Linked DNA regions of Homo sapiens: region 2 is linked to region 1. A link is an interaction called in ENCODE POLR2A ChIA-PET data of the cell type or tissue named here. Cell type or tissue: OCI-LY7. All regions are shown on one strand. Links, peaks and the distances in the headings refer to the core of each region. The heading gives the core; the rest is flanking DNA.

Region 1 (12,648 bases), core at 2,412-10,411:
AAACTCATTCCCTGCACTATTTGGGGAGATGATTAACTCTTCTTGGTAGCAGACCAGAAGCAAGTGGGGCAGCCCCCACCTCTTCATCTTTCTGTGGAGATCTGTAGGGTTGTCTACAAAACAGCTGCTCCCCACATGTACTGGGTGTGAAAAAATCCATTTTTGAGAAACAAACATCAAAACAAAGGCCTCATAGCTGTGTATTTTTCTACCTTTGGGTCCAGGATCCAAAGTCCATATTGAAATGGCTTACTTGCCTTCCAGAGCACAAGGGTGGCTGCAGGAAGTAGACCCAGAGGTTTTCACAAACCAGGTCTTCCCTGGAAATAGTAGTAGAGGCTCGGGACCCAGATCCCCATGGAACCACCTGGCTGGTTTCTTTAGGGGAGGGCCTGAGCCAGGAGTTTTTCAGGGGCAGAGCCATGTGCCTTTCTGATCCGACTATATTCTGGGCTTAGGTGAATCTATGTTGACTTTGGAGTGGTCAGAGGGGTTGAAGCAAAACTGGCATGGATATTCTGCTGGTTGTCAAATGTTGGGCAAGTGTCCTGCTCATAATTTTTAAAGGACAAATATTTGAAATGAGCTAGCTATTTTAGATAATTTAAAAATTATTTATGTGCTGGTTTATTGTATAGAAAGGAATATGAAATATTGTACATAACTTAAAAAAAGATTAAAACAAGCCTGGCACAATGGCTGGCACCTGTAGTCCTAGCTACTGAGGAGGCTGAGGTGAGAGAATTGCTTGAGCCCAGGTGTTCGAGACTGCAATGAACTATAATTGCACCACTGCACTCCAGCCAGGGCAACAGAGTGAGACCCTTTCTCTCTCTACATATAAAACAGTAGATCAACATTACAAAATGTTAAAAAGAGAAAAAACACCCATAATACTGCTATTCCATTTTTCCTCTGTGCAAATATATTTGAACATGGTTATATTCATAATGCACATATATCATCTGTATTCTGCTTTTCAATTTAATATCATCCTCTATTTTCTGTATATTGTGACAGTCTTCATAATTTATTTTTAATGATAATATAGTATTTCATTAGAAACATGTACTATAGCTAACATTTTTCTGATTATTGGGCATTTAGGTTGATTCATATTTTGTAGTGAACATCTTTTCTTTTGGATCATTTCTTAGGATCAGTTTCCAGCAATAAGATTACTGTGTCAAAGGAAGTAGACATTTTTATGACTGATACATGCTTTGCAAAAGGTTTGGCCTTTTTCTTTGCACAACTTTAAAGGTGAATCATCAGCCATGAGCCAGTGCTTACATTTTTGGACAGTTAATTATTATTCCCATATTAGGCAGAGAGAGAAAAGCTCTGTGCACATCTGATTTTCTTCTTATTGCTTTCATTATATAGAGCTGACGTGTTGAGAAAAATGTCCTGGCTGTGAGACATTCCAGACAACAGAGCCATCACTTTGGAAAAGTTTGGACCAATCCCAATTTTGCAATCAGCTCCCAGAGTTTTTCATATTTCTTTTGGCAAAGATATCTGTCGCTGTGGTCAAATGCAGCTGAATGGTTAAAGTCACAGCGTGAGCTGATCAAGGTGCCTATTTTAGTATTAGGTTGGCAGTCTGTGGCCAGGTGTCTGGGTATTTTGAGAGAAGTAATTTTGTAAAGTAATTTGCAATTCTTAACTGTGAACAGTGCCAGAAGAGTTATATGCAGGTTTTCTGTGGAGATTCTCTCTCTCTTCCAGACCAATTGGAGGATAATCATTGGTTTCCGAAGAAAACACACTGGGCCGGGTGCAGTGGCTCATGCCTGTAATCCCAGCACTTTTGGGAGGCTGAGGCAGGCGGATCACCTGAGGTCGGGAGTTCAAGACCAGCCTGGGTAACATGGTGAAACCCTGTCTCTACTAAAATTACAAAAATTAGCCAGGTGTTGTGGCATCCACCTGTAATCCCAGCCACTCAGGAGGCTAAGGCAGGAGAATCGCTTGAACCCAGGAGGCGGAGCTTGCAGTGAGCTGAGACATGCCATTGCACTCCAGCCTGGGTGACAGAGCAAGACTCCATCTCAAAAAAAAAAAAAAAAAAAAAAAAAAAAAAAAAAAAAAAAAAAGAAAACACTGATTGCAGGGAAATTAGGACACCTTGGTCCTTGCTGAATGTGTCACAGTGTCTGTGCTTTGCAGCAAATTGCTTGACTTGAGTTTTTTCCTTCTAAGAAGCAAAGATATTGGAAACAGGAGTGCCAAAATCCCTAAAATTTTTTAGGTTCTTTGTCCGTTGGATGATTCTAATTGCATGCCCATTTTTGTAGCCAAGGATGTAATTTCCCTATTCATTGGGGCTTCTGTCAGGCAACAATGGAAAAGAATAGGATGTGAAGCACAAACCTATCTTTATAGTTTGTCATTTCTACCAGAAGATATCATGGCATATATAATTAAAACCAATGGCAAAAAATTATTTTGACTACCTGTGGCTTGAATGTACTTACTCTATCCCTGCTCCTCATGAATATGTTAAACATAGAAAAAAAAATAGCATTCACTCTTGCCCAGCAGGTTAAAAGGAAGTCAATCTATTCTGTGGAACTGGTCTTGAATTTACCGACCATTACTTTATTTGCTGACTGTAAAAATTCTAGCTTAAAAAATAGCACTCTCAGCAACATCATTTTCAAACATGAAGGCCAACAGTATTTTATTTAGCATAGCATTTTGAAAATCTAATGGCAATTTGGTAAGAAAAACTTAGGCCAGTTAGGGGAGGAGTAAAAATGAAAGTGGAAATAACATTCATTTTCTTTTTGTATTTTGTATTTTTATTTTTTTGAGGCAGTCTCATTCTGTTGCCCAAGCTGGAGTGCAGTGGCGCGATCTTGGCTCATGCAACCTCTGACTCCTGGGTTCAAATGATTCTCCTGCCTCAGCCTCCTGAGTAGCTGGGATTACAGGCGTATGCCACCATGCCCAGCTAAATTTTGTGTTTTTAGTAGAGATGGGGTTTCACCATATTGGCCAGGCTGGACTCAAACTCCTGACCTGAAGTGATCCACCTGCCTCAGCTTCCCAAAGTGCTGGGATTACCGGCTTGAGGCACTGCACCTGGCCATTTTCTATAAACTCTCTGAAATTAATTTTCATTTAGTCTGTTATAAAAGTAGTTATTCTCATTTTTCCCTATGAAGGCATAGAATCAGTAAAGAGATTTATAATGAAGCTATGTGGTCACTTCAATGCATATCTTTGTAGCTGCCTGTAGAAGAGTTTTCTATTGACTGTGGAAACCCCTTCATAAGAAACAGGGTGAGGGTCACTCTAGCTGAGCTTGAGTAGTTTACTTAACCTGTCTGTTTCCAAACTGGTAAAATGGATTGTGGTGAAGATTAGAGCTGATACAGTTTAAGCACCCAGCTGCCCTCTTGCAAGTGAGGATACTATACTTAGAGAGGAACCCAGTCCCAACCTCTCCCCAGGGAATAGCAGCAGGAGAGTGCTGGGTTGTAGACCAGTGTTGAGACTTGTAAATAGTCTTTGGCACCATAGGGCCATGTGTATTCACTCATCAAATTCAGCCGTGTGTGTGTGTGTGTGTGTGTGTGTGTGTGTGTGTGTGTGCGTGTTTGTGACCCTACTCTGAGCCAGGTACTGTTTCAGGTATTAGGGATACTGCTGTGAATAAAACAGAGATGCTGCCCCTGCTGATGGAGACAAGTAATAAGTAAAGAAACATAGATGGAGATCTGTGCTATAAAGAAAGAGCAGAGAGCAGGCATGTTGGCTCATGCCTATAATCCTAGCACTTTGGGAGCCCAAAGTGAGAGGATCACTTGAGCCTAGGAGTTCAAGACCAGCCTGGGCAACATGGTGAGACTACTTCTCTACTTAAAAACAACAACAACAAACAGAGTATGGAGATAGAGAGTGATCAAGTGGGAGGGAATTGTTTTGGATAGGACTTTCAGATCAAGTAAGGTCAGATCAGCCTCTCATCAGAAGACACTTGTAGCAGAGTGCTTACTAAGGAAGTGAAGGAGCTCTGAGTTTGTCATATGAATATTGGGAAAAAGAATGTTCCAGGCAGTGAAAACAGCATGAGCAAAGGCCCTGAGGCAATAGCATACTTGATGTGTTCCACTAAGGAGGGCAATGTTGTGCCTGGAGTGGAGTCAACAAGGAAGAGATTAAGCTAGAGGCTGAGGTCAGAGAGATGGGTGAGGTGGCCAGATCATATGAGGCCTTGTAAATCAAGATAAGGACTTTCTTTGGCTTTTGAGTAAAATGGGAAACTATAGAGATTTTTAAGCAGAGGAGTGACATCATCTGACTTCAAAGGAGTTTTTATAGTGTGTTGTGGGCTTTTATAGGCTCAGGCAAGAGGTGGATAGGGTGGATGGGGAATAGATCTTGTAGAGCTGAGTGTTCCAATATGGTGGCCTCTGGCCACAAGTGGCTACTTAAATGTAAATTAATTAAAATTTTAAAAATTAAAAATTCATTTTATCAATTGCACTAGCCACATTTCAAATGCACAGTAGCCACATGTAGCTAGTGGCTACTGTATTGGACAGTGAGATGTAGATCATTTCCATTGCCACAGAAAGTTCTACTGGACAGTGCTGGTAGGGTATTAAAGGTCTTTGTAGGGACTTCAGCTTTTACTCTGAGTAAATAGAAAGCCATTGGAGGGTTTTAAGCAGAGGAGGAACATGCTCTGACTTATGATTTCGAAAGATCACTGTTGAGAATAGACTGTAAGGGGGCAATGGTGAAAGTTGATAGACCATTAATAGTCTAGATGAGAGATGACCATGTCTTCGATGAGGGGGTAGGAGTGATGATGATGATAAATTATTGGATTTTGGATATATTTTGAAGGCAGAACCAATAGGCTTTTCTGATGAAAATGATGTGATATGAGAAAAAAATGACAAAAAGGTTGTGGGTGATGATGAGAGAAGAGAATACAAGGCCAAAGAGAAGGGATTTCCCTTGTTGTGGAGGAGTCTCACTCACCTTGAAGCAGGAGGGAAAGCAGGGATCTGGGTGGAAAAAGATCTAGAGAATCCTCATCTAAGCAGAAGATGAAGGAGTAAAGAGAGAAAGATGGGTGTATTGGAAGCTTGCGGGTGATGGAGAAAGTTTCAAATAATTCTTGGAAAATAAGTTGAAAAAAGAAACGTAACACAGTTGTTAGAGCAGGGCATGATTGCTTGTGCCTATAGTCCCAGCTACTTGGGATCCTGAGGCAGGAGGATCTCTTGAGCCCAGGAGATGGAGGCTGCGTTGAGCTGTGTTTATGCCACTGCACTCCAGCCTAAGCGACAGAGCAAGACTCCATTTCTTAAAAATAAAACAAAAATGTAGTTGTTAGTATTGAGGGCCCATAAGAAGTTGGTGATGATGAACCTATCTACGCTTTTGATCACCTCCAGCAGAGTTTGACTGTTGCGTGCAAGCAAAGAGAAAGGAGATGGCGGGGTTCAATGAGGGCTGTCGTTTTCCTAGATAGGTTTGTAGAAAAAACAGAGAGGAAGGGAGTTTAAGGGATTGGCAAAAAGGATATAGTAATAACAGACCATGGAATAAAAATTGAGTAAGAAGGAAAGTGAAAACAGCTGAAGGCTAATGAATTGGGAGAAAGCAGATGGATCAATAGACTGGAGGCCCCAATATTTCTAAGAGCAGTTGGAGTTGTTGTCATGCAAGTTGGAAGGAAAGATGCTTATCCAAAAGCTGAATGCCTGAATCAGTAATCTTGCGGCAGAGCTATTGTAGGTGATGACAAGGTCAGTCCTTTGAAGTCTATGCATATATATCTTCATTATAGGCTGACTTGCCAAGTCTTAGAATTTTTACAATATAACCTCACTGTGGATCTCATCTAAGCAGGTTTGGTAACCAAAAGCTCAAGAGCGTGAGATTGAGACCCCAGAGAGCTCATAGCCTGTCACAAACCAGCTGTGTAACCACGGACCTTGAGGAAATGAACCTTATGGTCCCTTCCGTCTCTAATCTGTGACTCCATAGCCCCATTATAATATAGCCTTTTCCCAAACACTGACCTTCAACATAGACCCTGGGGGATTTTTCTATTAAAAATTTGCAACTCTGCACATTTTTATCTGCTGATGCCTCTTGGAATATTAAATGCTTAGAAAGCTGTCGTCGGGATCACATTCTGGAATCTTGACCATGTAGTCATCTGAGTGGGTGTGACAGGAAGTATACACCAGCAGCATTTGTGTCTGAGTGTCCTTCAGACACTGGGATGGCTGCACCTTTACCCGTCCTCTCCAACTCTCTCCACCTAGAAAGTATTCTTTTCTCTTAATTTTGTTAGAGTTATATAGGAATGCTCCTTCAGCAGAAATGACAGAGGCTGTTGCTCTCAGAATCAAATGCAATAATGTGACCTGTAAATTCCTGTGAATATTTGGATATTTTAGCGATATTTGTTTATTCAGAAGAGATTCTGGATGCAGAACTCTCCTCCTCTCTGTTCTCTAACCCTGCTTTCCACCATCATTCTTCTCTCTCTAGGGCACAGAGAGAATTAAGAACAACCTAAGGTAAATTTTTAACAAGATGGTCTAGCTTGAGCTCTGTAGGCTTGACTGATGAAATAAGTAGTAGTTTTTTGCTAAAATAACCACATTGTTTGCAAAAGTTTTCTCCTTTGAGTTTTCTAGGGTCATTACAATGATCTAACTGCCTTACCTGCTTTTGAACTGGTTGAGCCTCTTGTGGGACCGAAAACAAAAGAAGGGTGTTGAAATGCAAATAGATAACTCTGGGTCCCAGTCCCTGACTGCAAAAGGAAGCCAAAACTGACAACAACGTCTCCTTCTCTACGGAGGTTTGTAGAAAGGCTGTACAAAAATCTCACAAGATGTATTTCTTCTCGTGGACTGGAGTCCCAAGGTAGGTAAGAAAAACAAAAACAAGATAAAAACAAACAAAGGATTCCGTACTTGGAATTTGCTCAGTACCAGTTGAATAGCTAATTGTTTCTTGTGTTCTTCCCCTCCCCCCTTTTTTTCTGCCTGAATAGATAATCCTTACAAAACATCTATTCATTCTACAAGTGAAAATTTCAAGAATATTCTATACTGACCTTGGCAAGAGTAATGGACCGAGATTGAGTGATGAATTTGTGTGTGTTGTGGCTGATGTGCATTTTGGTGCTTTGTATGCAAGTTTAAGAATATCTTAGCAATAGGAAAGGAAGATTTATGGCAGTTTAATTAATGAATATAATGAAGGCTAAAACTTGTAGATAAATTTATAAGGTACACAATTATTTTTATAGCTTATTTTTAGCACAAAGGTGATTGTATTTTGTTGCTTTAAGAAAGGACCTCTTGATAATACTGGCGTGTTTTATATTTCAATGTGACCAGTTTAACTGATATGCAAACAATTATTTTTTAAGGGAAATAAAATGAGGCAGTAGTACAACTTAGCGAAGAGGACACTGTGGCAGATTCTAACGACTAGATTAAATTTGAGCTCTTATTTGGCTTTTACTACCAACTGACTGCATAACTTTGGGTCAGTTATTTGGCTCTTTTTTTTTTTTAATTTACAAAATTAGAATGAGAACTACAGATAGTGAAAATATTTGGAAAAGCTTTTTGAAGTCCCACGTGAAAGGCATCAGAAAAAAGAGTTGGGTGATTTTTTTTAATGGGAAATAATCTGATATTGTCAGTAAACCTAAATTTTTTGTATATTAATTTATTTTTTAAGCTGTTATTTAATTTCAGGTGCTTAAGAGCTCTTCAATTTGTTAATGGAAAGAAACACCATTTACACCGGATGGCTACAAAGCAACCTTATTCTGGTAAAATAATCTCTTAAATCCTTATATACACAGTCACTAACTGTTGGCTTTATAAGGTCAGTAGTAGCAAAACAGCCCTGTGGCAGTTAGAAGCTCAGCATGTCCAAGATAGCACTAACGGGGAACAAACACAAAAAACAGCAAACAGTTTAAACAGTACCATTTGATTTGAATTTAACCCAATCTTAAACAGAGGACTCTAAAAAAACAATTACCAGCAAAGTTACATTAATTAGGGAGATCATTAGGTTGTATCAATGCAGTTTAGCTATGCCTTTTAAAAAGTGAAGATGGACTAGAAGCGGTGGCTCATACCTGTAATTTCAGCACTTTGGGAGGCCAAGGTGGGAGGATCCCTTGAACTCAGGACTTTGAGACCAACTTGGGCAACAAAGTGAGACCATCATGTCTACAAAATTTTAAAAATTAGCTGGGTGTGGTGGGGTATGCCTGTGGTCCCAACTATTTGGAAGGCTGAAGCAGGAGGATCGCTTGAGCCCAGGAGGTCAAGGCTGCAGTAAGCCATGATTGTGCTACTGCACTCCAACCTGGGCAACTGAGTGAGACCCTGTCTCAAAAAAAAGAAAAAGATTGAACTTGCAGGCCAACATTTATTTCTGACTATTGACTACTTTTGAAAGAGAAAGCTTTGGACACTAACATTCTAGTCTCAGAGGCCTCAAAGAAGCACAGCCCTGTAAAGAAGAAAATTCTGCTGGGATTAGCAAGAGCCTCAAGGTTTTGGGAACTTGGAATGCCAGGCTCAGTGTTCCGAGTTCCAATGTTGACTCTGCCTGTGAGTCACCCTGAACTAGTCACTCAGTCTCTTGTGTTTCCCCCTTTAGAGAAGAGCTAAGACTATTGACTTTTCAGGAGTTGCAAAACATGTTACAAAAGGATAGGAAAGTACTATGCAAACATGTAAATATCATGAAATATTGGGGGGGTACATTTTAATAAAGATAAGCTGCATTCTTCTGATAATTGGAAGTTGATAATCTTTATGTAAAGACAGGGAGATTGATTTCAAAATAGAGGTTAATGCTTGAAATTTTAATTCGAACAGTGTAAATTTGGATCATTGTTTGCTCTGTTAGTCGATGTTGCTTACTGAAAGGAAACTCTTAACAAGTTGTCTTACTAGAATGGCTTATTTTCAGAGTCAGACCCCCAGGCTTTCTAGAAATGTGTATTAAAATTTAGTAACCTCACTTTCAATTGTTGAGTATAGGACACTGTGGTTGGGTTTCTATATATGTTGTAAACAAGCCAAATACACAAAGTGAACTCTCTATGGACCTTAAAAAAGTCTTAAAAATTTTTTTTTGAGGATATTGAATGAGGCACCTATTTTATTCCTTACTTTTGCAGGATAGCTTGTCAGTGCCAGCTTGGGTTTTTGAATTCTGACTTTTTGCTGGCCATGATTTGGCTGTCTCATTAATAAGACAAACCTTTCTAAAGTGGAGCTCATTGTTTTTTAGTTCTTTTAATGGTGTGGCTAGCCTCTCATTGTTAAAGAAAAGAAAGAATATAATTTTTATTCTTCGTTCTTTCTGGCAACTTTATACCCTCTACTAACCCACCCAGTCCTGAAATCCTGTTAGTTTTTCCATCTGTGACTAGCATCTCTCTTCTGATTCCCAGTAAACGCTACTATATTCCCATCATTCAAAATTAACAACTGTTATTATTTTTGTCATATCTTCTTCAATTTTTTTAAAGAAATAAAACAAAACATTGATGATAAAATCAAGTTGCCTTTGAATATTAATTCCAAGTCCATTTCCTCCTTCTGTCCTCACTTCCCAGAGCCCATGTTCAGTTTGTATACTTTTTAATATTTTATATATATTTGTATGTACCCATAGTTAATATGTAGTATTGTTTTATGGATTTAAATATACATAAATGTTTTCTTTTTTAGAGAGAGAGGATCTCATTCTGTCACCCAGGCTGGAGTGCATGATCATAGCTCACTGCAGCCTCGACCTCCTGGGCTCAAGTGATCCTCCTGCTCCAGCCTCTCAAGTAGCTAGGACTACAGGTTTGTGCCACTATGCTTGGCTAATTTTTTTTTTTTTTTTGTAGAGATGGGATCTTACAATGTTGCCTGGTCTCAAACTCCTGGCCTCAAGAGATCCTCCCGCCTCTGCTTCCCAAAATGCTAGGATTACAAGTATGAACCACCATGCCCAGCCAACTGTTATATGATTTGTTTACTTTCTCTGAGCATTGTTTTTAAGGTCTAGCCATGTTTTTGTACAGACACACACACACGTGCACACACACACACACCCATCTATATATATATATTCATTATTTTTAATTGCTGTCTAGCATTTCTTTTCTTTCTTTTTCTTTTTTTTTTTTTTGAGAAAGACTCTCGCTCTGTCACCCAGACTGGAGTGCAGTGGCACGATCTCAGCTCACTGCAACCTCTGCCTCCCGGGTTCAAGCAATTCTTCTGCCTCAGCCTCCCAAGTAGCTGGGACTACAGGCGCCTGCCACCAAGCCCGGCTAATTTTTGTATTTTTAGTAGAGACGGGGTTTCAACATATTGGCCAGTCTGGTCTCAAACTCCCGACCTCAGGTGATCTGCCCGCCTTGGCCTCCCAAAGTGCTGGGATTATAGGCATGAGCCACCACACCCGGCTATTTGCTGTCTAGCATTTCATGGCATAAATAATACCACATTTTATCAGTCCATTTATTAGTGAATATATGATTGTTTATATTTTTTTCACTAATATATAGGCAATAGTTTCTTAGTCTTGATTCCTAGATGCAGGATTGCTACATTTTGAATATGCACAATTTAACTTTTAAGAGATATTACCAAATTGATTTTCAACTGTTGGAAAACTGTTTCCCCAGATACTTTCCAACACTTGTCAGACTTCTTAATCTTTGCCAATTTTAGGGGTAACAAATGGTTTTCCCTGGGCTTTCTAGCTTTATTTCAGTTCATCCTATTCATAGTTGCTGGCCTAATCCTTTCTAAGGACAGCACTGCTCAGGGCCTTGCCTGGTCAAACACTCTCAGAAGCTCTGCACTATCTACTCAGTCCAAACTGCCCCAAGTCCTCTGCAAGCAACCTGTCCCACCTCATCTATCCATGCCCAGCTGGACCAGAACGTGCAACTTACCACTTTCTCAAACTCAGCTTTTACTTTTCTGCCTCTGCAACTTGATCATGCTCTTCTGCATTCCTGTATTGATTCAACAAATATTTATTGAGCTCTTTACTTCCTGCCAGGTGCTGGGAATATAAGGGTGAAAAAGAAAGACCATATCTAGGCATTTATGGGACTTAACAATTTTTAGCAGAGGATGGGGATGGGCAGAAAATAATCCAGTAAAAAAATTGAGCACGATAATTTTCCATAGTACTTTATAAGTACTATAAAGAAAGTAAAATAGAATGTTAATGAGTTTGTGTGGAGGAGTGACGGGGGTGGATGTGGGGCATGTCCAGGTGGGAACTTTAGAGGGGCAGGTGCTCAGCGAAGGCTTTACAGAGAAGGTTATATTCCCCTTGAGACCAGCAGTGTGAAGCTCATTCACAGACCAGAAGTATTTCTGATCCTGAGCAAGTGCAGATCCCTGCATGTAGGGGTGGCCTCAGAGGATCCTGAGAGGAGCAGAGCTGCCCTTGTGGCTGGCAGTTGGGGCTAGGAGAGTGGTGGATGCTGTAGGAGACAAAGGCAGGCAAAGCCATGCCTCTCAGGGCCTTGTGGATGCTCTCTACCAAAGCCACTGCAGGAAACCGTAGTTTGCCCTTTAAAGCCCTGTAAAGCCGTGATCAAATCCTCTCTTCATAATCATTCCTGATCCAGCTGGCTGGGCGCGCTCTTTCTGGACCACCATTGCACAGTAGTGGTGCCTCTTAAGGCATTTAACATAGCACTTTGGGATCATGATGTCTGTCCTTCCCATGAGCTATTAGAATTTGTTTTCATGTTGCTGTTTTGTTTCTACCTCACAAGGGACAATACTTTATTGTCTGGAAAGAGGAAAGTAGAGGAGGAAAAGGTAGAACACAGAAGAAGCCTGTCATTTTTTATTGAGTCTGGAATGAACTGAGTTTCAGTGAAATAAGCTTTCCTGTTGTATATTTGAGCTGATTTTCACAATGGCAAATATGACAAATTTAATTTTCCTTAAAAATTGATAAGACCAGTTGGAGTTCTAAAAGTGATTTTTTCTACCCCTTGAAGATCTTTTCTCAGAATAGCAGTCTGTAGGCTGTCACCTAAAGTGTCCTGTTTTCAGTGCTGCACCTGCTCTGAGCTTCATCTTTTTACGAAGACGTCATGGTGTGCTATCTGTACTGGGAAACTTTCCCCAGCATCAGCCATCTCCTGAAGATAACATTGTCTGCTAGAGATTGTCATGTATGTGGATTGAATCTCTTTATCTTCATGGTAAGTTTGGAGTTGTGTATTAGACCTACCTTACTGGTGAAAAGAATGAAGGTTCGTAGAGGTCATTACTTGTCTGTCCGCAGGTTACGAAATTAGAGAATAGCGAAGCTGACACTTGAATCTGGGGCTACTGACCAATTCTCTATGAAGCTTCCACACTTTAAGTAGTAACATAGCAAAGACCAAGCACTTAAAATTATTTCTAGATGAAGCCTTTGTGCTCTGAACCACTGTGATCACTGTTGATCGCATTTTCCTTCTTGAACTCATTTTCTATTAATAGGAGCATTTATCACAGACAGTGAGAGGCAGTTTGTGCAGCGGGGAAGAGCACGGGCTGTCTGAAGCTAGACTGTCTGAGTCAGGGTCTTCTGTGCCAGCTTGCTAGC
Region 2 (12,648 bases), core at 2,553-10,552, 230 kb after region 1:
TATTACAGTAAGATTTATAATTTATATAATTATAGAGTTGCTTCATTTTATCTCTATCTTTTGTGCTTCATTTTAAACTTAATGAATGTGCCATTTGGATGCAGAAAGGTTTTTTAAAGAAAAAATGCATAAATGTTAGATTGTGTGCACAGAACAACTGTTTATCTGATGTGATTATTATGGATTGCATGCCTGTATCAAAACATTTAATGCTATCTCAGGATTATCAATCTTAATCCCACTTCTGCATTGGTTGGTGGTGGAAGTGGGATAAGAGCCTAGTACTTACTCTCACTGTTCAGATGACCTTAAGAAGTCCACTGGATTCTAAAGTTTTGCCCTCACAAGCTGCACTTCCACCCTCCTGAAGCTTTATTGAATCTTAGTCCCGGAGTTGTAAACATAGATATTCCTAAATCTCAGTTCACAAAGGGGAACCACCCCTCCTTGGAGGCTGGAATGCGTAGAAACCTTGTTGGGTAGGTAAAATAAAAGCATCTTTTTAAGCTTCTGAGAGAGCTTCCAGCCACTAAGGCAGGTGCCAGAAGAGAAGACGTGGGTAGATAGCAGTCAACATGAACTGGACATTAGTGTGTGAACAAGCAGCTTACTGACTTGTCCATCATTATCTCTAGAAGACCCTTCCTAAATGTTCTGCTGAAACTCTCATAATGCCTTTCTTTTTAAAAATTTACTTATTTCTTTATTTTTAAAGATAGGGGTCTCACTATGTTGCCCAGGTCAGATTCAAACTCTTGGCCTTGTGTGTTCCTCCTGCCTCAGCCTCTGCAGTAGCTGGGGCTACAGGCATGTGCCACTGCATCTGGCTCTCCACAGCTCCTTTAATGACCAGTTTATCTACTTGCAAGTGGTGGACAGTGGTGGGGCCACCAGAGACCACCACCATCTCTCTGGTACTTGAGTATCACCCCATTGCTCTCTGGTGACTCATCAGGGCTGGTGATTATTGTTATCAACTGAACCCAATGCACAGCCACAGGTTCCCTCCCACACTGCAAGACTTTGCATGTTTTGGTCTAGAGGCAGTTAAGAGAGGATGTCAAGTGTGAGCCCAGCTATCAGTAAGTAGGAAGTCTAACACAGGAAATAACACCATCTGTGAGGCTGGCAATAGCACACTCCCACAAAAGTACTCTTAATCATGCTTACACACACACACAACTTCAGGACTGCTGAAACAACCCTGAAAGGTACATATATTGAGGAGCTGGAGGAAGCAAGAGCAGACAGGGAACCCCTGTGGAAGGAAAGATACTTCTGGAAATAATGTGGTGAAAGTGAAAAATATATTTGTAAAACAAAAATATCCAAAATTATTTTTCTTACCATAATTTGCATAAATAACACACCAATTTAAGAATGCAACTGAATCACAGAATAACATTTATGTCAGTGCAATTTTAGAATCCTCTTTTTGACATATGAACTAATTTTGTTCTTTTTTCTTAATTAGAAAATTCAAATCTTACATGATTAGGGAATGAAATAATTATAATCATAATTGTCTTTGCTTTCATCTGTGTTTGATTTTCTATCTACTTCTCTTTCCTTTTCTTTTCCCTCCATCCCTCTATCTCCCCCTCCATACCTTTCCTCCTTCCTTTTATTTTTTCTTACCTAAAGTAAGAAACAAAGTAAGTACTTGCTCATACATTATTGTCTCATTCTTAGTACATTTTCAATTCCTGCTTAAAATGCATTCTTTCACTATACCTGTTTTAAAAAATGTATTAAACAGCTACTAGATGTATAGATGTCTAACCAGCAACCTCTCTGGCAGGGAGCCGTAAGGTTGATGGCATAATTACTGTCATTCTGGATTTCCCCATCATTTTGACCCTATAGGGCTTGGAACAGCTGGGTTGGAAAGCCCCTACTGTGCATAATATCCTGTTCTGGGTTTTCTGCCAGAGCTCGTACCCTCTGTTGACTGCACATCACAGCAGTGCAGGGATGCTGCGACATTCTCAGAGCCAACATTCTCCTATGTGGCTCAGGGGAAGCACCAGCTTATTTGGTATTAGGGTTCAGTATGTCATGGAAGGATTTCTTTTTAACTATGTGAAAAAAGCATGTGGAAAGAATGTACTTTTAACAGGAGCATGAGTGCTACCTTGAGGAAAGTGTTAGCTGAATTCACAGAGAATCTGTAATCATCCAAATGCTATTCCACTCTACTTAGACTTCCATTTCTTGTAAGGACAACTACTCTAAAGTAGGCTTTAGATAAGTACTACTGCATATAAGTAACATGCAAAACACCAGCCAGGAAAGTAGCAAAAGGAATAAACGAAAGCAAGAGTGTAATTAAGATTGGCAATGCATGAATTATTTTCACTGTTTTAATTGTCAGGGACACTGGCAAATAGAAAGGCTAACCTTGCAGATGTCATTGCTACCTGGTTTGCTGGGGAAAAGAGGATCTTCCTCTTGGGCTGTGGTGCAGGAGAGAGCCTGTTGCCAGTTTCTCAGCATCCTCTGATGAAACCAGCAAAGACTAATTAATCTTTTCACAGTCCTTGCAGAGCATACCTTTTGGAGCATTAAACTCTCAATGTAGTGACCATAGCTGAATGGCAGTTCATTCTGTTGTTAGAATGTCAAAGGCAAATGCAAAATTCTCACATAATTTTTGGGTGCATAGAAAAACGAAATAGAAAAAAAATCCACAAAAGTTGGGAAAACTATGAAAAAAATGGGATATTTGAAAATTTTATCATTTAAATATTCCTCCCTTCCCCTAAAACAAAACAGATGCCCAAAAATCAAACCACTTGTTCAAATTCATCAGTATTTTAAAATGGTATTTTGGGGAAGTTAACCTGGTACTCAAGGTTTTAGTTTGTTTCCTGTTTGTTACTGTAATATTTCAAAACACATTTTTGTAGTTTCTTAACATTCTTATATGAACATAAAAATTATCAGGCACGTTTTTGCCTTCTTGCTAAATATATTATCTCTAAAGATAAAAAATAACTGGAGTTTGGACTTGGATCATAACAGTAACATATGGAAAACCTTTATGTAGATCATAACTATCAGAAAGTAATGAACTAATTACTTAAATATATAGATCTGAATACATTCATTGCACATGTTAAGATTGGGAATTCCATGGGATTTATGATTTGTACATGGTTCAGATTCAGGACTTGTTAGGATTTGCTTTGGAAATCTCTTTATGTTGCCCAAATTGATGCTGAAATGCTAGAGAACTTCTGAGGCCTTGAGAGTCCCCCACCCAGACTATCAGTTCATACATTCTCTTTTTCAGCAGTCTCAATTTACATGCACTAATTGGTAGCTAATGTGCTCCCAAAGGCAAATAAAGGTATTTGTTGCTTTAAAATCCTAAGTCTTTTTCTTTTTCCAACATGTGCTTGGAAAGAGAATAAAACTTTGCATATGTATGTCTGGGACTCCTGGATCTGATTAAGACCCTGGTAATATTACTCTGTATTCACACAGTTCTTAGGGTCCTCATTGCTTGGCTGGGTGTTGAGCGCATGACTATTGCAGCATGCACTTCAGCCAGTGGTGACTTTCTGCTTACGCAGTCAATCTAGTAAATACTAATTCAGTATTTCCTCCCACTATCCTGATGACCTTAAGAAGACAAATGCAAAAGAAAACCAGAAACAAAAACCACGTAGGAATCGCATTAAATACCTTTATATTCACTTTGGAAATGCTGTGCTCATTTTGAAACATGATAATGCCTCCTGTCCATTCCCTTTGAGAGATTTTATAGGGTCTCTGTGCTTCCATGTAGAATATGATACTATTTTATAATTTTTCTATAGTTGATTTTTCTAATGCAGTCTGGGAAAAAAACAGTTGAGTGTTGTACACCTTCCATGGTGAGCATCTAACAAGTTGTGCTCTTGCAGCGGGGGGCTCTTTACTTGATGTACACAGTAATGAAAGCTCGCTATTGATTTTTCTGTAGCTGCTTGTAACTATTATAGTTGATACATCAATAGAAAAGGAAAGCACAATGTTTCATGGGAGGCAGAAAATCAGAATACATGATGCTCTGACAGTAAATCATGGCATAATCTTAAGAATTGATAGATGGTTCCTGCTAACTTGAAACCCATGGCTTTCTCTAAAAAGACAGTCCTATAATCGCCCAATATGTCCTAACAGACTGACTGCCCAGAACGATGCTAAAAGACACAAGACAATGTTTCATCTTCTAAAGAAGGCTTTTTTTCCCCCTTCCAGTGGGATGAGTGAAAGACATTTCAGCTAGATGGTTTGCAGTCAAGGAGACCATTTTCCTCCCAGCCCCACCTTTCTAGAATTGAAATGCCTTACACTCCAAGAAAGCTCAGAGAGCAGGTCATTTCTGAGAACAGCAAACAACAGGGAGGAAAAACAAACAAATGAACCAACCAAAAAATCAACTACCTTCAATTCTTAACTCCCACGGGTCCTGGAATGAAACAGAGCACTCTTGTGGAACCTGGGCGTTGCTAGTGAAGAGGCGATTAGGCTGAAAGGACTTGCACTGCAGCGGTTTCTGACCTCTAAGAGTACCCAGAGTCCTATGACTCATGGGTGATGTTCTTCTTATGTGATTAGAGACATGGTTGGAAAATGCCTGGGGCATTAGGAAGGCCTGCATTCTGCCTTTCCAGAGCCTTTTTAGAAATCTTAAATCAATAGTGAAGACTTCTAAACTGGTGTGATATCTTATGATCTCTCTTCTCTCTCCCAACCCTCTACTCATCTTCACTGAATATTTTTTTTGACATTTAAATACACAGGGTTAACTCTAAAACAATTATACCTACACTGAACTTTCAGTGTTTAAGCCATTTTACAAGCATCTCGTAATTAGCCCATTAATTACTGGAGCTTTGAGCATTGTTTGAAGCTCTTCCCCATCAAATGTATGAATTATTTAACAAGAAGCTCTAATTCTAAGTGGTACTGATAATCATCCAGAGTCTTACTGTTGTAGCATAGAGGCATTAAATATAGATGATAGTTACTAGAGTTCAAGATTGTTTTTGTCTTTACACCATGTTGATGCTATAAAAACAAGTTAGTGATGGATAAACTGGTTTACCTATTAACTCCTTGAATGAATAGTACAATTTCATATTTCCTCCACTAAATGTCTACCAAGGATGACACAAGATGGTTTAGGTTCATAAGTTTTAATTTGATTTTGGTTTCCTTTTATGTGTCATTCTGGGGATTTCATGAATTGACATAACAAAACAAGAAGTATAGGAGAGAGTGCTCCTTCAAATTGCTCCACTTGGCTTCTAAGCAATTAATGTTTATCCATCCAACCAACCATCCATCCATCCATCCATCCATCCATTATATGCTGCTTGAACACCTATTGCAAAGCTTTGGAGTTATACGCTTTACATAAGTGATATAAACTCTGGAACGAATGACTTGGATATTATCATTACTGCATGGAGGTAACTACAAAATGCCATAGGGGATTCAAGCAAATATCTTCAAAGAAGCAACATTTAGTGAGACCCTAAATGATGAATAGTAGTTCATATGTAGAAATATTGGTGAAATCATTATAGGCACAGATACCTACTGTATGGTTAGTCTTGTGCTAAGTACAGTTGGGATATAAAAGCAATGCAGGATGAGTTCCCTGTTGATGAGGAGCCCACAATATGTGCACTCCCGGCATTGTGATGCACACACACTGCTGGCGTATGGTTTTCTGAGTGTGTGCTATTACCGCCTACAATTGGCCTCAGGTGCTACTGCTGACAGCTGTCAGGTTCCTTTGTGCATGGGCCTTTCCTTGGTCTCACCCCAATTTGCTGCGTGTTGAGGGGAATACGTGGATGTGACAACATAGCTGTGGGTTGCTTCCAAGTACTAGTGAGTCAGTGGCCAACAGACTAATATAATGGGTCACAATCAGAATAAAAAAGAGGCTGTTAGCCTCGGCAGCAGTCAAGTAATCCCAGGACCCATGAAGGGCAAGGCATAACTACACGGTAGCCAGTGCAGAAGATACACGGTGAATCAAAGCCAACTGTTGTGGGAAACACCTTTGGCCACGCATCAGTTATTGCGACCCACACTCATCAGCCATGGTCACTCTTTTGAATATGTGTGCCAGTAAACAGCACCAAGAAGTGCAAAGTAGACTCTGTCTAAAAGTGTACTGCGTGTGGCCGGGTGAGGTGGCTCATGCCTGTAATCCCAGCCTTTGGGGGGCCGAGGCAGATGGATCACCTGAGGTCAGGAGTTTGAGACCAGTCTGGCCAACATAGTGAAACCCTGTCTCTACTAAAAATACAAAAATTAGTTGGGCATGGTGGCAGGTGCCTGTAATCCCAGCTACTCGGGAGGTCGAGGCAGGAGAATTGTTTGAACCCAAGAGTTGTTGGTTGTTTTAAGTTGAGATTGTGCCACTGCACTCCAGCGTGGTGACAGAGCGAGACTTGGTTTCAAAGGAAAAAAAAAAAAAAAAAAAAGTACCGCATGCCAAAGACTGGGCTAGGAGTTGGAGACAAAAAGATGAAGAAGAAAAAACCTCCACCCTTATAAGGACAGGAAATGCTCATAGGATCCTTCACGTTTCCATTTGTCTGGAGTTCAATTTTTAAATCTCATTTGTGTAGATTATTTAGCTACTAAAATATATTAAAGAAAAGAGAAAATCATCCACATAGAAATGATTTTAGTGAATTTGAAGTTTACCAGGGAGATTTTTATTTAAAAGTTTTTTTCCCTCAAATTTGCGCTTCACTTAACTTCTTTATTTTTGACTAATTTTCCCCTACATATCCTTATGTATGTATCCTCTCTGGCCCCCTGGCCTGGGGAAAGCCTCCAGACTTACTGCAAGTCTTGTCTAGAGTCTGAGTTTGTGAGATTATTGGGGGGAGAGTGGGCGAGTTGCTGGCAGGTGACCCCCAGGAGGGGGCTGCCTGGGGCTGGTGTCTTCTCCCAGCTGCTGCTTCCAGTGGGCCTGGGCCCAGGATTGGACTCCTGCTGGCAGCCCGAGTGCCTCCCTGCTAGGCCATGCTGCAGTAGGCCCTAACTGCGTCTTTCTTGGCCTAAATGGCCAAGAAAAGCCTGTCCCCAAGAACAGGAGAGCCATGGCTGCCCTCCGAGGGAATGCTGTGGCCGGCTTCCTTTGGATGCTGCCGCTGTGGAGTCGGGGCGGCGGCTGATAGGCCCAACGGACAGGTTGCAGAAGCGTCCACTACAATCTGGTCTTCCTCTTGGACACCTCCTCCAGCGTGGGCAAGGAGGACTTTGAGAAGGTGCAGCAGTGGGTAGTCAACCTGGTGGATACCTTCGAGGCGGGCCCCGACTGCATGGGGACCGTGCGCTCCAGCGACCTGCCCAACGTGGCCTTCGAACTGGGCGTTTTCGGCTCGCGGGAGGAGGTCAAGGCGGCCGCCCGATGCATCGCCTACCACAGGGCAACACCAACACCGGCGAAGCGCTGCACCACATCACAGCCCGCAGCTTCTCCCCGCGCGCCGGCCACCGCTCCGGGGACTGCGCCTACAAGCAGGTGGCCATACTGCTCACCAATGGCTGCAGCCAGGACCTGGTGCTGGACGCCACGGCGGCTGCCCACCGTGCCGGCATCCGTGCCGGCATTCGCGCCGGCATCCGCGTCTTCACCGTGGACGTGGGAGAGGCGCTCAGGGAGGAGCTGGAGGAGATCGCCTCGGAGCCCAAGTCCACCCATGTCTTCCACGTGTCCGACTTCAACTCAATCGACAAGATCCAGGGCAAGCTGCGGCGCTGCCTGTGCGAAAATGTGCTCTGCCCTAGCGTTCGTGTAGAGGAGATCGCTTTAAGCACACCAATGGAGAAACCAAGGAAATCACAGAAACAGCAAAAGCAGCAGAAATTTTAAGGATGAAGAAACAGATCAAATTGTCCCTTGCCTCAAAGAGCTCTCCGTGTACTGGAGGAGGCAGCCCCATAAACAGATAAGCTGCCTGCATCTCGCCCAGACCCATACAGACTCCGAGAGGAACTAAGGTGGCCTGGGGGAGTCAGCAAACCTCCATGTAGGCCGAGCTTTGCTGGATGAGGAGAGGAGCGCACAGTAGGCGCCTGGCACAGCAGATGCAGCCAGCGAACCTGGGCCATTGCTAAGGTCTCCTGACACCACGTGGTGCAGCGGCCTCGCTGGCTTCAGCGAGGTGCCCCCCTCTATTTTTTGCGTGAAACAATTGCTTCTTTATCTCACAGTACCTTGCATCACAGCCCACTTTTTTCGGAAACATTTTTTATTTTCCTCACCAGCCCTTATTTATTTTGGGCAATTTATCTTTTCTTTTGGTGCCCTTTGCTGCCACCCAGTTAATTCCTTGTTGTTCCAAGTTTTGCTGTGTTCAACTCTTTTATTGGTTTCAGTGAATAAAAACAAAGTGGAACCAGAAAAAAAAAAAAGGATACAAGGATAAGGATACATACATAAGGATACATTTTCCGTTCTCTATCCTTATGTATCCTTACAAGGGAATATGAGTCATATTATGTAATTTTTTGATAAGTAAATTATTATGTAAATTTTTAATCAGTAAAAACTTATTTAGCCTTTGCAACTTTATAGCAGACAAATGTGTAATTTCCAAATAAATTTTTGAAAGTACTAAGAATATTTGGGGTAATTTGTTCATTAATTTTGACTTCCAGCCCCAGTTTGAGAACCATAGGTCTGAAAACCATGATTCCCAGAGAGCTAGAGAAAGGGCCTAACCTAGTAATTTGCTATTTAATAATTATTTGTGATTTAATTTTATTTAATGTTTAAAATGCACAAAGACCTTTTTTATTACTTGGAAAGATCTTAAATATGTCTTCAGTTGCTGTACAAAAGCTCCAGTACTTTCTAGGACAGAGATAAAGAATTCCAGGTGGTTTCCATGGTACCCACTGATGGCTATTTATACAGCCTGTTACAATCACAACTGTATCACATTAAAAAACCGACTATCCTGTGTTGGCCTCCACAGAAAATTTCTGACAGTAGTTACAGCTAAACAAGTAGAGCAACAGAATCCACTGAGTAGGGTTACAGAAAGTGAAACTATCATTATTTCTTCTTTATATTTGGAGTGCTGTAGACAGATCAGATTCACCTAGAATCTGAGGCCAATTGTAGCAGGTAGATGAATTTCTTTATCTACCAATGCAAAACTCACAGGTGAACTTCTGCAAGTGAATGGCAAATTAGAAACTCAAGAATCTCATGGTTGATATTTAGTAACCTTGTTAATATTTACTAATCTTGTTTCTTGTACTTAGTAGTCTTTAATATTTAGGAATCCTATAATTTTATTTCATTTACATTTTAATTTTTATTAAAGGGAAGAGATTATGAGGTATCTTCAATAAATTTTTGATAAGTAAAATTTTTGAAGAGTAAAATTGTATTTGGTAATGAATCTTTAGTAAAGCTTATATTCATTTATCTGGTGTACTTATATCTGTGTACAGTGTTCTCCTAATATATGAATTTTTCCTTATGTTCAGGCATAAACTGACTGCCCTTCTTGCAGTTACTTTCATTATTAGGGACATCAAAGTATCAAGGCACCTAGAAACCTGCAACATGATAGCCTATAGGTGTGGTGGCATGCACCTGTAGTCCCAGCTACTCAGGAGGCTGAGGCTGATTGCCTGAGCTCAGGGGTTCAAGGCTGCAGTGAGCTATGGCCATTGCCACTGCACTCCAGCCTGGACAACAGAGCAAGACCCTGCCTTTAAAAAATAATCAAACAAACCTGCAACATAAGAACCTAGTGTAACCCGACCTTCTAATTTTTTAGAAAGAAACTGGAATTCATATTTTATGTGGATTCTCTTGATTTTAAATGTTGAGTCACCTTTATAACACACACACACACACACACACACACACACACACACACACACACACAAATTCTATCAATGGCCTACCAGTTTCTGACATTTGCCTAGGTATATTTCACACAGGAATTGGTGAACCACCTGCTTCATACTCATCTGAGAAACTGGTAAAAAAAAAATTGCCATTACTCTGGAAATTCCAATTTGGTAGTTCTAAAAAAAATTTTTTTTTGAGACAGTCCTGCTCTGTCACCTAGGCTGGAGTGCAGTGTCTCAGTCTCAGCTCACTGCAACCTCCGCCTCCCGGGTTCAGGCGATTCTCCTGCCTCAGCCTCCTGAGTAGCTGGGACTACAGACACGTGACACCACGCCTGGCTAATTTTTGTATTTTTAGTAGAGATGGGGTTTCACCATATTGGTCAGGCTGGTCTTGAACTCCTGACCTTGTGATCCGCCTGCCTCAGCCTCCCAAAGTGCTGGGATTACAGGTGTGAGCCACTGCGCCCGCCCAGTTCTGAATATTTTTAAGCCACCTCCCTCAACCCCCAGATGATTCTGATGAGCAACGAGGTTTAAACAGTAGGAGTGCTAGAGCATCATATAAAGAGGTGGTTAAAATGCAGATTCCTGGGCCCCATCCTTAGCAATTCCTATTTAGTAGGTCTCAGAGAGGTCTTAGGAATCTGCTAGTTTCATAAGGACCTGGGTAAGACTTACTCACGCTCAATTTCCTTATCTGTAAAATGAGCAAATTTCACCTCATACCGTAATTGGTGAAGGAATTAAATGAGATAACGATGTATCTAAAAAGGCCTTGGACAGCATCTAGTACACAAGAGTTTCTTAATAAACAGTTAACATCTTCAGTATAAGACTATGTTAAGTGTTTGAGACTGGGTAAGATGTTTTAAAATGGTATTTTGATCATGGCAAATGTAATAAAAATTGGAAACAATGTAATGGGTTAATAGAAGAGGGAAATTCTTTCCCAAATGGCAGATTTGATAGGTCTTTCCATAGAGGAAGAGTTTGTCTGAGCTTGAAAGACTGGGGGTTGTTTTGAATGGCATTTCAAGAAGAGAGGCAGAACACAAACTAGCCCCAAAGTAGTAAGATATAGAATAGGCTCCAGGAAGATCAAATTGCTCAGTTTGTTGGGCAACAGTGTGCTGACATGGGCAAGGAGAATGGTGAGACACAAACTTGGAAAGGCAGACCGGAGACCCACGGCACAAGGCTTTAGGAGATCCTGGCCTTGAGTGTTGTTCTGTGTGTGTGTGTGTGTGTGTGTGTGTGTGTGTGTGTGAGAGAGAGAGAGAGAGAGAAACAGTGCTGGGATGATGGTGGCGGTGGTGGTTGGTGGTGATGGGAGGATTCAAACATTTCAGGCTCTTTGGAAACAGAAGAGTTATGCTGTGCTTCTTGTCAAAATATTGTGGTGAATTCTCATTTTGGTGCACTCTTCCTGTTACAAACATATCAATGACAGAAAAATACAAAGGGAGAGAAAAGGACATAGCTAGGCTCAAACAATGTCAACATCTCTGTCACAAACAGAGCAGAAATGCAGAGCAGTGGCCAGGATTTAAACGGTGAACAGTAGCCGGGCATGGTGGCTCATGCCTGTAATCCCAGCACTTTGGGAGGCCAAGGTGGGTGGAACATGAGGTCAGGAGTTTGAGACCAGCCTGACCAACATGGTGAAAACTGTCTCTACTAAAAATAAAAAAATTAGCTGGGCCTGGTGGCGCGCGCCTGTAATCCCAGCTACTCGGGAGGCTGAGACAGGAGAATCGCTTGAACTCGGGAGGCGGAGGTTGCAGGAGCCGAGATCGCACCACTGCACTCCAGCCTGGGCAACAGAGTGAGACTCCATCTCAAAAAAAAAAAAAAAAAAAAAATTATGAACAATAGCTGGAGTCCAGTGAACAGTAGCTGGAGTCCAGCTTCTGAAGGGTGTTGGGGCCTAAAGTGTGGCAACCATGCATGTGGCAACCAGAGCTAGGTCTTGCTTAAAGTAAAGCATGGCGCAGGGCTGGGGCAGGAGTTCCAAACTTCCACTCCTTTTGTAAAAGGAGGCTATTAGAAGGAATGAAAGAAGGGGGAAAAAAAAAACAAAACTAATCCTAATTTACTGCCCAAGCTATAGATTTGGTAAGCTGTGGAACTAGGCAAGGTAGCAGGGCAAAAATATATCCCCGGACTGGGAGTTAAAGCAGGGCCCCCACTGCCTCTGTGACTGGATCTAAAGTATCTTCAGTATGACCACAGTGCAGAAGCCTAAACACCATATAGGACTTGCCTCTGGACTCAGGATCTCATAGAGTCAGACAGAAGCTAATACAGAAATGCTAAATGCAGAGGAGTGAGCACAGTGTGTGTAGCAAAGAAAACACAAGACAGGAGAAAGAGACGGAAACAAGAGCAGCCACCAAAAGTCTTACTCAAAGTAAGTCTGCAACTAATAATGTGAAAAACCACACACACACACACATACACACACACTTTTTACATACAGCATATACAGCAAGATATATATTGCTAAGGAAAAAGTCAGCAAAAATAAAACATCAACTCACTCCAGAAGAAATTATTTCTATGGAAGAATCTGACAAAAACCTCAAAATCAGTTTGCTTGAGGTGTTTAAGAGAGAAATAGAGATATTATTCATCTAAAAAGAAAGATATCAGTGCCATAAGACAAGGCAAGAAGAAAAAAATCTTAATAAATAAATTGATTAATTAAAAAGGAAAAAATGAAAAAATTTAAAAGATACGTAATGAAAC

Evidence for each region. Peaks named below come from ENCODE experiments on the same cell type or tissue, not always from the same donor. Only the 100,000 strongest peaks of a DNase experiment are listed, where the experiment ranks them.
Region 2: POLR2A ChIA-PET joins it to region 1 with 13 read pairs; 2 of 35 experiments call an interaction of 5 or more read pairs at or near these places.

Annotation. Positions count from the first base shown.
Region 1 is chr1:200,368,276-200,380,923 of GRCh38, reverse strand. It overlaps LINC00862 (long intergenic non-protein coding RNA 862), which reads left to right and starts at 7,132. Exons shown (of 5, transcript NR_040064.1): 1 at 7,132-7,277; 2 at 7,755-7,831; 3 at 9,759-9,878; 4 at 12,053-12,259. RefSeq lists enhancers at 103-152, 5,652-6,851, 8,248-8,778. In OCI-LY7, for the core only: CTCF peaks have their summits at 3,444 and 3,674; DNase peaks (open chromatin) are centred at 2,532, 3,453, 5,923 and 6,773; H3K4me3 peaks cover 4,020 bases; H3K27ac peaks cover 3,495 bases.
Region 2 is chr1:200,142,753-200,155,400 of GRCh38, reverse strand. The region is part of intron 7 of NR5A2 (nuclear receptor subfamily 5 group A member 2); the gene reads right to left. It also overlaps the pseudogene LOC100420255. Among named protein-coding and RNA genes, the nearest start is that of NR5A2, 120 kb to the right of the region's middle. RefSeq lists an enhancer at 1,726-1,795 and a silencer at 9,000-9,059. In OCI-LY7, for the core only: no CTCF peak of the experiment used is centred there; no DNase peak of the experiment used is centred there; H3K4me3 peaks cover 176 bases; H3K27ac peaks cover 365 bases.